Linked DNA regions of Homo sapiens: regions 1 and 3 are each linked to region 2. A link is a loop called in an ENCODE intact Hi-C map of the cell type or tissue named here. Cell type or tissue: CD4-positive, alpha-beta T cell. All regions are shown on one strand.

Evidence for each region. Peaks named below come from ENCODE experiments on the same cell type or tissue, not always from the same donor. Only the 100,000 strongest peaks of a DNase experiment are listed, where the experiment ranks them.
Region 1: a loop joins it to region 2, with 9 times the contacts of the local background. A loop is called at or near these places in 11 of 110 quality-filtered maps.
Region 3: a loop joins it to region 2, with 5 times the contacts of the local background. A loop is called at or near these places in 5 of 110 quality-filtered maps.

The regions. Positions count from the first base shown.
Region 1 is chr22:46,613,105-46,615,604 of GRCh38, forward strand. It overlaps a transcript of GRAMD4 not described here. Among named protein-coding and RNA genes, the nearest start is that of GRAMD4, 6.0 kb to the right of the region's middle. RefSeq lists an enhancer at 249-388. In CD4-positive, alpha-beta T cell, no CTCF peak of the experiment used is centred here; DNase peaks (open chromatin) are centred at 630 and 1,437; H3K4me3 peaks cover 1,934 bases.
Region 2 is chr22:46,673,562-46,676,061 of GRCh38, forward strand. It overlaps GRAMD4 (GRAM domain containing 4), which reads left to right. Exons shown (of 19, transcript NM_015124.5): 15 at 109-253; 16 at 1,096-1,189; 17 at 1,907-1,991. Among named protein-coding and RNA genes, the nearest start is that of GRAMD4, 54 kb to the left of the region's middle. RefSeq lists enhancers at 642-721, 922-1,071, 1,112-1,171. In CD4-positive, alpha-beta T cell, no CTCF peak of the experiment used is centred here; DNase peaks (open chromatin) are centred at 400 and 1,030; H3K4me3 peaks cover 1,529 bases; H3K27ac peaks cover 1,838 bases.
Region 3 is chr22:46,802,522-46,805,021 of GRCh38, forward strand. The region is part of intron 4 of TBC1D22A (TBC1 domain family member 22A); the gene reads left to right. Among named protein-coding and RNA genes, the nearest start is that of TBC1D22A, 41 kb to the left of the region's middle. RefSeq lists enhancers at 697-746, 767-936, 957-1,006. In CD4-positive, alpha-beta T cell, CTCF peaks have their summits at 1,017 (motif pointing left) and 1,217; a DNase peak (open chromatin) is centred at 1,010.

The DNA of each region.
Region 1 (2,500 bases), 60 kb before region 2:
ATGGGGCGTGAGAGCAGCGTTTGTGGAACACTTTTTTGGAGAGTAGGGCTGTGTTTTTGCTGTCGTTACCACTGCTGGCTGGGCAGGTTGCTGAGTCCTTCCAGCACTCTCATGTTGTCCTCTAACAGCCCTGAGCAGGGGCCCCTGTCCGAGGTCACACAGCTGTGGCCAGCCTGGGCCTGGCTTCCGGCTGCCGCGACCCACTGCATGCCTGTGCTTGAGATGATCTGGTGGATAGTGGGACACATGTCCACTCCTCGAGGCTCTCCAGCCCCGGTGGTACTTAGGGCGACTGGAGCAGATGTGGGTCAGCCCCATTCGGTGCTGGAGGCACAGAGGGCCAGGATGCAACCCCTAGCCCCGCACAGGCGAGTGTTCCCTGTGTCCCCGAGCTGCTGTCGCTGTGGTATGTGGTGGTTTTGGGTCCTCCAGGCAGGGTGATGTGATTGAAGTAGAGAGTAACTTGGGCTGGGTGGCGGCTACCCGATGGCTGGGAAGGCCGTCTCGGACAGAGGGCATCGCTTGGGCAGCATCCTGGAGGCCAGGAAGGGGCCTCCATGGTGCAGAGGGCAGGGTGCCAGGATGGGGCTAGAGGTCAGGCTGCTGTTCCTGAGTCAGAGATGGGCCCACCCCACCCCGAGGCTTCAGTGCTGCCATACACACCCCCTCCTGCCCTGGAGGCGGGCTGCCCGGCTTGCTGCTTCCTGCTTCCCAGGCTGTCTTTGACCCCTTGGGGCCTCTCAGGAACTCTTTTGCATTTAGACCTCACCTTCTATTTCACGCATCTGTCTCAAGCCTGCTGGGAGGGAGGTGGGTGAGGGGAGGCTGCTGCTGTTCACGGAGCCCTGTGCCCTCATGGCCGTCATGGCCGCGGCTGCAGCAGTGTGAGGAGGGATCTGGAGGCGGCTCACGCGGGTTCCCAGGAGCTGATTGATGGATTTTCAGGAATTCTGTGAGTTGGCCGTTAATAAAAATGAAAATACATTAACTTGCAGTTAGATCAATTATGTTGAAAGCAAAGGCATTGAATACTCGAACCCCATCATTTCTGAATCATATGATAGCATTTTACTATTGCGTGTGCTGCCGAGGTTCCCTGGGCCTGCCGCGCGTGGCAGAAACGCTGTGCAATGATGGCCGCTGGCATGGCGGGAGTGTGTGCACCAAGGGCGGGGCGCTGCTGCCACTCGGGGCCTCACTTCTCCTTGTGTTGGTTGTCTAGACTTACCAAACTGATGAGGAAAGTGTTAACGTGCAGATGAAGCTAAAAATTGTGTGAGGTCTGTAGCCGTTCATTACGAATGGCGTAAAAGCCTTGTGAAAATATTCTGCCATTGGAAAGCAGCTACCTTATTCAGCAAGGACATTTCCCGTGTTGTAGACTCACAGGTGGCGTTCCCCTGCATGTCTCCCTTCCACCTTTGTTGTGGTTTGTAAACGGAAACAAAAACACCAGCCAGCATCCGTGTGGTGCTCATTGGTGGTGGCTGCCAGGGGCCAACCGTGGAGACAGGATTTGAGCACAAATTCATGAAAGCATTCTGTGGGAGTCAGTTGGCTGTCCAGAATTTATACTTTATGGGTAGTGCACATTTCATGATTATTTGCAGATACGTGCCGCAGGTAGTAAACATAGGACATGTGCCTGTGCGTGTAGGTTCCCCTGTGCGTGTAGGTTCCCCCGTGTGAAGGTTCCCCCGTGTGTAGGTTCCCCTGTGCTTTATAGGTTCTCCTGTGCTTGTAGCTTCCCCTGTGCATGTAGGTTCCCCTGTGCGTGTAGGTTCCCCTGTGCATGTAGGTTCCCCTGTGCGTCTGGTTTCCCCCGTGTGTAGGTTCCCCTGTGCATGTAGGTTCCCCCGTGTGTAGGTTCCCTTGTGCATGTAGGTTCCCCCGTGTGTAGGTTCCCCTGTGCGTGTGGGTTCCCCCGTGTGTAGGTTCCCCTGTGCGTGTAGGTTCCCCCGTGTGTAGGTTCCCCTGTGTGTGCGGCTTCCCCTGTGTGTGCAGGTTCCCCTGTGTGTAGGTTCCCCTGTGTGTGTAGGCTCTCCTGTGCTTGTGGGTTCCCCCATGTGTAGGTTCCGCTGTGCGTGTCGGTTTCCCCGTGTGTAGGTTCCCCCGTGTGTAGGTTCCCTTGTGCATGTAGGTTCCCCCGTGTGTAGGTTCCCCTGTGCGTGTGGGTTCCCCCGTGTGTAGGTTCCCCTGTGCGTGTAGGTTCCCCCGTGTGTAGGTTCCCCTGTGTGTGCGGCTTCCCCTGTGTGTGCAGGTTCCCCTGTGTGTAGGTTCCCCTGTGTGTGTAGGCTCTCCTGTGCTTGTGGGTTCCCCCATGTGTAGGTTCCGCTGTGCGTGTCGGTTTCCCCGTGTGTAGGTTCCCCCTTGTGTAGGTTCCCCCGTGTGTGCGGGTTCCCCTGTGTGTGCAGGTTCCCCTGTGTGTGTAGGTTCCCCTGTGTGTAGGTTCCCCTGTGCGTGTAGGTTCCCCTGTGCGTGTAGGTTCCCCCGTGTGTAG
Region 2 (2,500 bases):
TCCCAAATTTGGATCCCAGCTTTTGGGGAGGTGTGTGTGCGGCCAGCACATCTGGGTGCTGCAGGCGTGGGCAGCGGGCCTGACCTCGACGCTGTTTGCCGTTGGCAGCTGCAGACGACCTCGTCACGGAGCTACGTACCCAGCGCACCGGCCGGCCTGGGTAAAGAGGAGGACGCCGGTCGCTTCCACAGCACCAAGAAGGGCAATTTCCACGAGATCTTCAATCTGACAGAAAACGAGCGTCCGCTGGCGGGTATGTGTGCCGTGAGTCTGAGGCCAGGCCGAGCGCCGACACAGACTGAAGGCCCGTGAGGGGGGCGCTGTGGATGCAGGACGGGGTCGCCCTGTGACAGGCCAGAGGAGCCCTCAGGATGGCATTCACATCCCACTGCCCCAGGAGGAGTGCAGGAGCCAGGGGTCATGAGGACTCTGCGGGCTACAGGGGAGGAGGGCGTGCCCGTGGGGAGAGCCGCCCACGCTGCAGCACTCCCCTGACAGCAGGCGTGCAGGCAACACACTGGGGAGAGAGTCCAGGGCGAGGCCTCAGGGCCTGCAGGGCGCTGGCAGGGGGTCTGCCCCTGGTTCCATCGTGTCTGGAGAAACAAGAGCCACCAGGGGACAGGTGACTCAGGATCCTGGGGACAGGTCAGCTTTCCCAAAGGGAGGGCCTGTTAAACTAAACCGGGCAGCTCGAGGTGTGTGATGAGCGGCTGCAGAGGCAGCTGCGGAGAACGGAGCTTCGTCCTCTGCTGAGCCCTGGCCCTGCCGGTCTTGGTGGAGGTGGTGTCCCAGCGCCCTGACCCTGCCGGTCTTGGAGGTGGTGTCCCGGCCACACTGTGACTTCTGTTGCTCCCTGCTCTGCCTGGGTGCTTTTACTTTAAAAACCCTGCCAGTGCCTGTTGAAGAGGAAACATCTGTTTTCCACCCTCTGGGGCCACCTCACTCTTGCCGGCGCGCCTTCCTCTCACTGTGGGTGTGACGTGAGCGCGGTGGGCGGATGTCAGGATCTGAGAGTCAGGCTCCTGGGTCCCAGCGTCAGGTCAGAGGCTGGGTACTTCCAGTGGAAAGTGTGACAGGCGGGCCTTCTCCCATTAGTGTGCGAGAATGGCTGGCGCTGCTGCCTCATCAACAGGGACCGGAAGATGCCCACGGACTACATCAGGAACGGGGTGCTCTACGTCACGGAGAAGTGAGTGCAGCCGTGGGGCCCTGTGTGGCTGCAGGGGAGGGGGCGCAGGAGGCTGCCTAGGCCCTGGGATGGCGTGGCTGGCCCAGTGCAGGTTTTCCTGAGTGGTGGCCATGGCCTCTCCCATGCTCTGCTCTTGCCGGCTGTCTGGGCTCCCAGGGAAAAGGTGTTGTCTCCAAGCCGGACGTGGCCTGGGCTGTACTGCTGCCATCCCTCAGGCTGGCGGGGATGCTGTCTTCTCTGGGGCCCAAGCAGTTCATGGAGACGAGGGGCAGAGTCTCCCAAGGAGGGGACCGTGTGGGGACCTGCTATTGCTGAGGCCCTGAGTCCTTGTTGCCCTGAGTGCCTCATGCAGAGCAGTGGCCGTGAGTGTCTCACTCAGAGCAGTGGCTGTGAATGTCTTATGCAGAGCAGTGGCCGTGAGTGTCTCACTCAGAGCAGTGGCCGTGAGTGTCTCAGAGCAGTGGCCGTGTCTCACTCAGAGCAGTGGCCGTGAGTGTCTCAGAGCAGTGGCTGTGAGTGTTTCACACAGAGCAGTGGCCGTGAGTGTCTCATATAGAGCAGTGGCCGTGAGTGTTTCACCGGTTCTGTGTCTGCTGGGAAGGGAGCACCACTGTCCATCCCACTGGGGGCTGAGAGGCAGCCCCGGGAGACCCCCACCTGGTGGGAGCGTGCTCTGGTTCAAGAGCCAGGCGACGCCTCTGTCCGTTCCCCTTCCAGTTACTTGTGCTTCGAAAGCTCCAAATCTGGGTCCTCAAAGAGGAACAAAGTCATCAAGCTAGTGGACATCACGGACATCCAGAAGGTTGGTGCACCTACCCACCCCCACTAACCCCCGTGTTTTCTTCGTCACCTGACAGAGGCTGGCGAGGCTTTCCCTATAGACTTCTGCCAGCCTCTGTCAGCATCTGGGCGCCGCGGCCACGCTGGCCGGCCATGGTCCGTTTCCTTGACTTGAGTCCCCATGTCCCTGTGGGTCTGCCCCTGCCCTGGGGTCCACTTGCCTGGACCGTGTGTCTCAAAGTGGAGGGGCTGGGTTGGAGCCCAGGAGGTCAGGACCCAAGCCCCACTCTGGCTGCTGTGTTCCCCTCGTATCTGGGACCCTCCCCATAAAGAAAAGCACAGGGGCCCTGAGCCCCTGCCTCGGATGCAGGTTTTCAGGTGGGAGCTCAGATGGTCGCGCCCGCTCTGGGCATTTTCTCAGCATTTTACCGTAGCATGGAATGAGCAGGTGGGCGTGGCCACAAGTGCCTGTGGTCCCTTGTTTTCTGGGGCAGGGAAGGCTCAGTGAGGCACTGGCAGGCACACTTGGCC
Region 3 (2,500 bases), 130 kb after region 2:
GCTGAGTGGGGTGTGGGGAGAGGCCTGCAAGGCAGGCAGGGACCAGGTCCCCAGGGCTGAGAAGTCCAGGAGAAGGAGCTCTGCTTTTACTTCGAGCACAGCATGAAGCCTCTGGGAGGTTTTGAACCGGGGGAGTAAAGCGCGGTGCAGAGCATCAGAAAGCGGTTGCTATTCTGTGGAAGGAAGAGCCGATGACTGCTTCTGAGCAGAGTGTTGCCAGTGGCCATGGACGACGTGGAGTCCTTGGGCAGCTCATGGGAGGGGCTGGAGGAGGGTCAGAGTAGGGTGGGAGACTAGGGGGCAAGAGTGGAGGCCGTGGGCTGGGGATGTGGGTGGGGTGGGCTGCGTGAGTCGGGGGCTGATGAAATCTGGAGCTGGGTAGACTGGCGAGAAGGCAAGAGCCAGGACCCCCATAGCTTAGAGCCTGGGGTCTGCAGGGATGGGGAACAGCCGATAGACACAGAAATCAGAACACACTCCAGAGATGGCATTTCACTGGGGAGACAAAATCTCCTCCTCATGAAACAGAGAGCCAGGGAAAGCAGTGTGTTTAAATGCTCCCATGGTTACAGCCACTGGGGGCCTTCACTCTGTGCTGGGCACTGTGCTGTAGAGACTGTGTTATCAGCCACCAAAAGACCCCCCTCTGCACCCCCACCCCCTTCCTGCGTGCCCCAGATTGCTGGCCTTATCGCTGGTTTACAGCTGAAGAGCTCGAGACAAGGTTAAACAGGCGGCTGCCCTCCAGCCCCACAGTGAGGGCAGAGCTGGCTGGGAACCGGGGTCACCCCGGGCTGGGCTCCCAGCCTCCAGGTCACACGTTTCTGGTTAGTGTAGACAGTGGGCATTCTTGGTGCTGTTGGAGGCCTGAGGAAGGGCGGCGGTTTTCTCTCCTGTGGGCCTTGTTGGAGATCTCGCTTCTGCTGTGGGAGCTGGGGCCCGGCCCCCAGGAGCTGAGGCGGGGAGGGCGGTTGGTTCTTGCGACCCGGCCGTCAGCGTTCAGCGTCGCCCTCTAGTGGCCAGGTGCTGTCTTTGCAGCCTGGGCTTCATGACCACAGCAGGGCACGTTGGCCTTGTGGGTGGGGGGTGCTTACACTTGCGCGTGTCTGTGTGTGTTCACCGTGCTTACTGAAAGGCAGGCACAGCCTCAGAAGAGAATAACGTGAGGGACGAAGATGAAAGCTCTGGCTAACTCGGCCTTGCCCTGGCGTCTCATCAGGGAAGGGCTTTGTCAAGGAAGGCAGCCCCCTGGCCACCTAGAACTGCTGAATGCAGAGGCCCGGGGCAGAGGGAACAAACTCCAGCTTGCACAGTCCTTCTGTGCATGCACTGGCCCAGCCACACCCAGATCCTTGCTGGCCCTGCTCTGTCCTCAAGTCCCCTGCAGTGAGTGTCACATAGTAGGTACTTGTCATTTGATGGTTCGCTGACTCTTCAGCTAGACCTTTCTTGCCTTCTTTTGGTGCATACATGGTCCTGTGTCTCTGGTTTTACTTTGTTTCTTAGATAAATTTACTAGGTAAGTAACTGACACTACCATCCAATGGCAGCTCAGCAGCAATGCGATGGCACCTCCTTGAGCCAAGGACGGGCTTTCCCAACCGTGTGACTCTGGGTTTGCGTTTTCCCCCCGTGGCTTCCCCCACATCACCGTTACTCTGCTTTCCCTCAAAGCTTGCCCCCGGCCTTGGCCCCTTTTTGCCCGTGTGTTCCCACTTAGGACAGGAGCTGTGCCTATTTCTTTTCTCTGCTCATTTTGTCACTAAAGGGTTTCTGTGATCATCATTAACGGAAATGTTATTGAAAGTTAGAGAAATGGAAAAGATAATAAAACCAACAAACCAAAATTGCCACTGTTTCCACATGCTGTATTAACTAGAGTTGTGCTTGCTTTTTCTCTCTAATTTATTCCCTCTTAATCAGTTCTTACCAGTTTTTCAGAGCTCACTAGCAGAAATGGCTCTCTCTCAGCGGCTGTTTTATCTGCAGAGTGATCTGGGCTTCAGGCAGGGCATGCGAGAGCCTCAGTGAACACGCTGGCTCCCCACTTTCACAGCATTGCCGGCATCCTTTTTTCTGGGTGATGTGTTCCCTGCTCGATGTGGTATTTGAACTACATGTGATGTCACTTGGCTTAAAATAACCAAATTAGATATGATTTGGTGAAAATTAGGAATTTTATTTACTATCCATAGTAATGTAAATCTTCAGTTTAATAGGAAACCTTTCACTGTTCCTTCAGGTGATTTGTTTCTGTTGAATGGTGATTTTTAGTCTGTAATATTAAAAGCAAATGCTAAAAGAGAGTTTGTAAGTCTTTGGTATGGTTTTAAAGGAGCCGCCTTAAAAACTTATCTGTTGCATGTTTGTCTTTTTTTTCTTATAATTTCTTTTGTAGATGAGGATATTGGATACAGACTTGAGCAATTGTGCGACTGTGGTATTTTCTCTATGTGAGGGATAGGAGAAGGAAAGTAGGGCGAGTATGGCAGGATCCCCA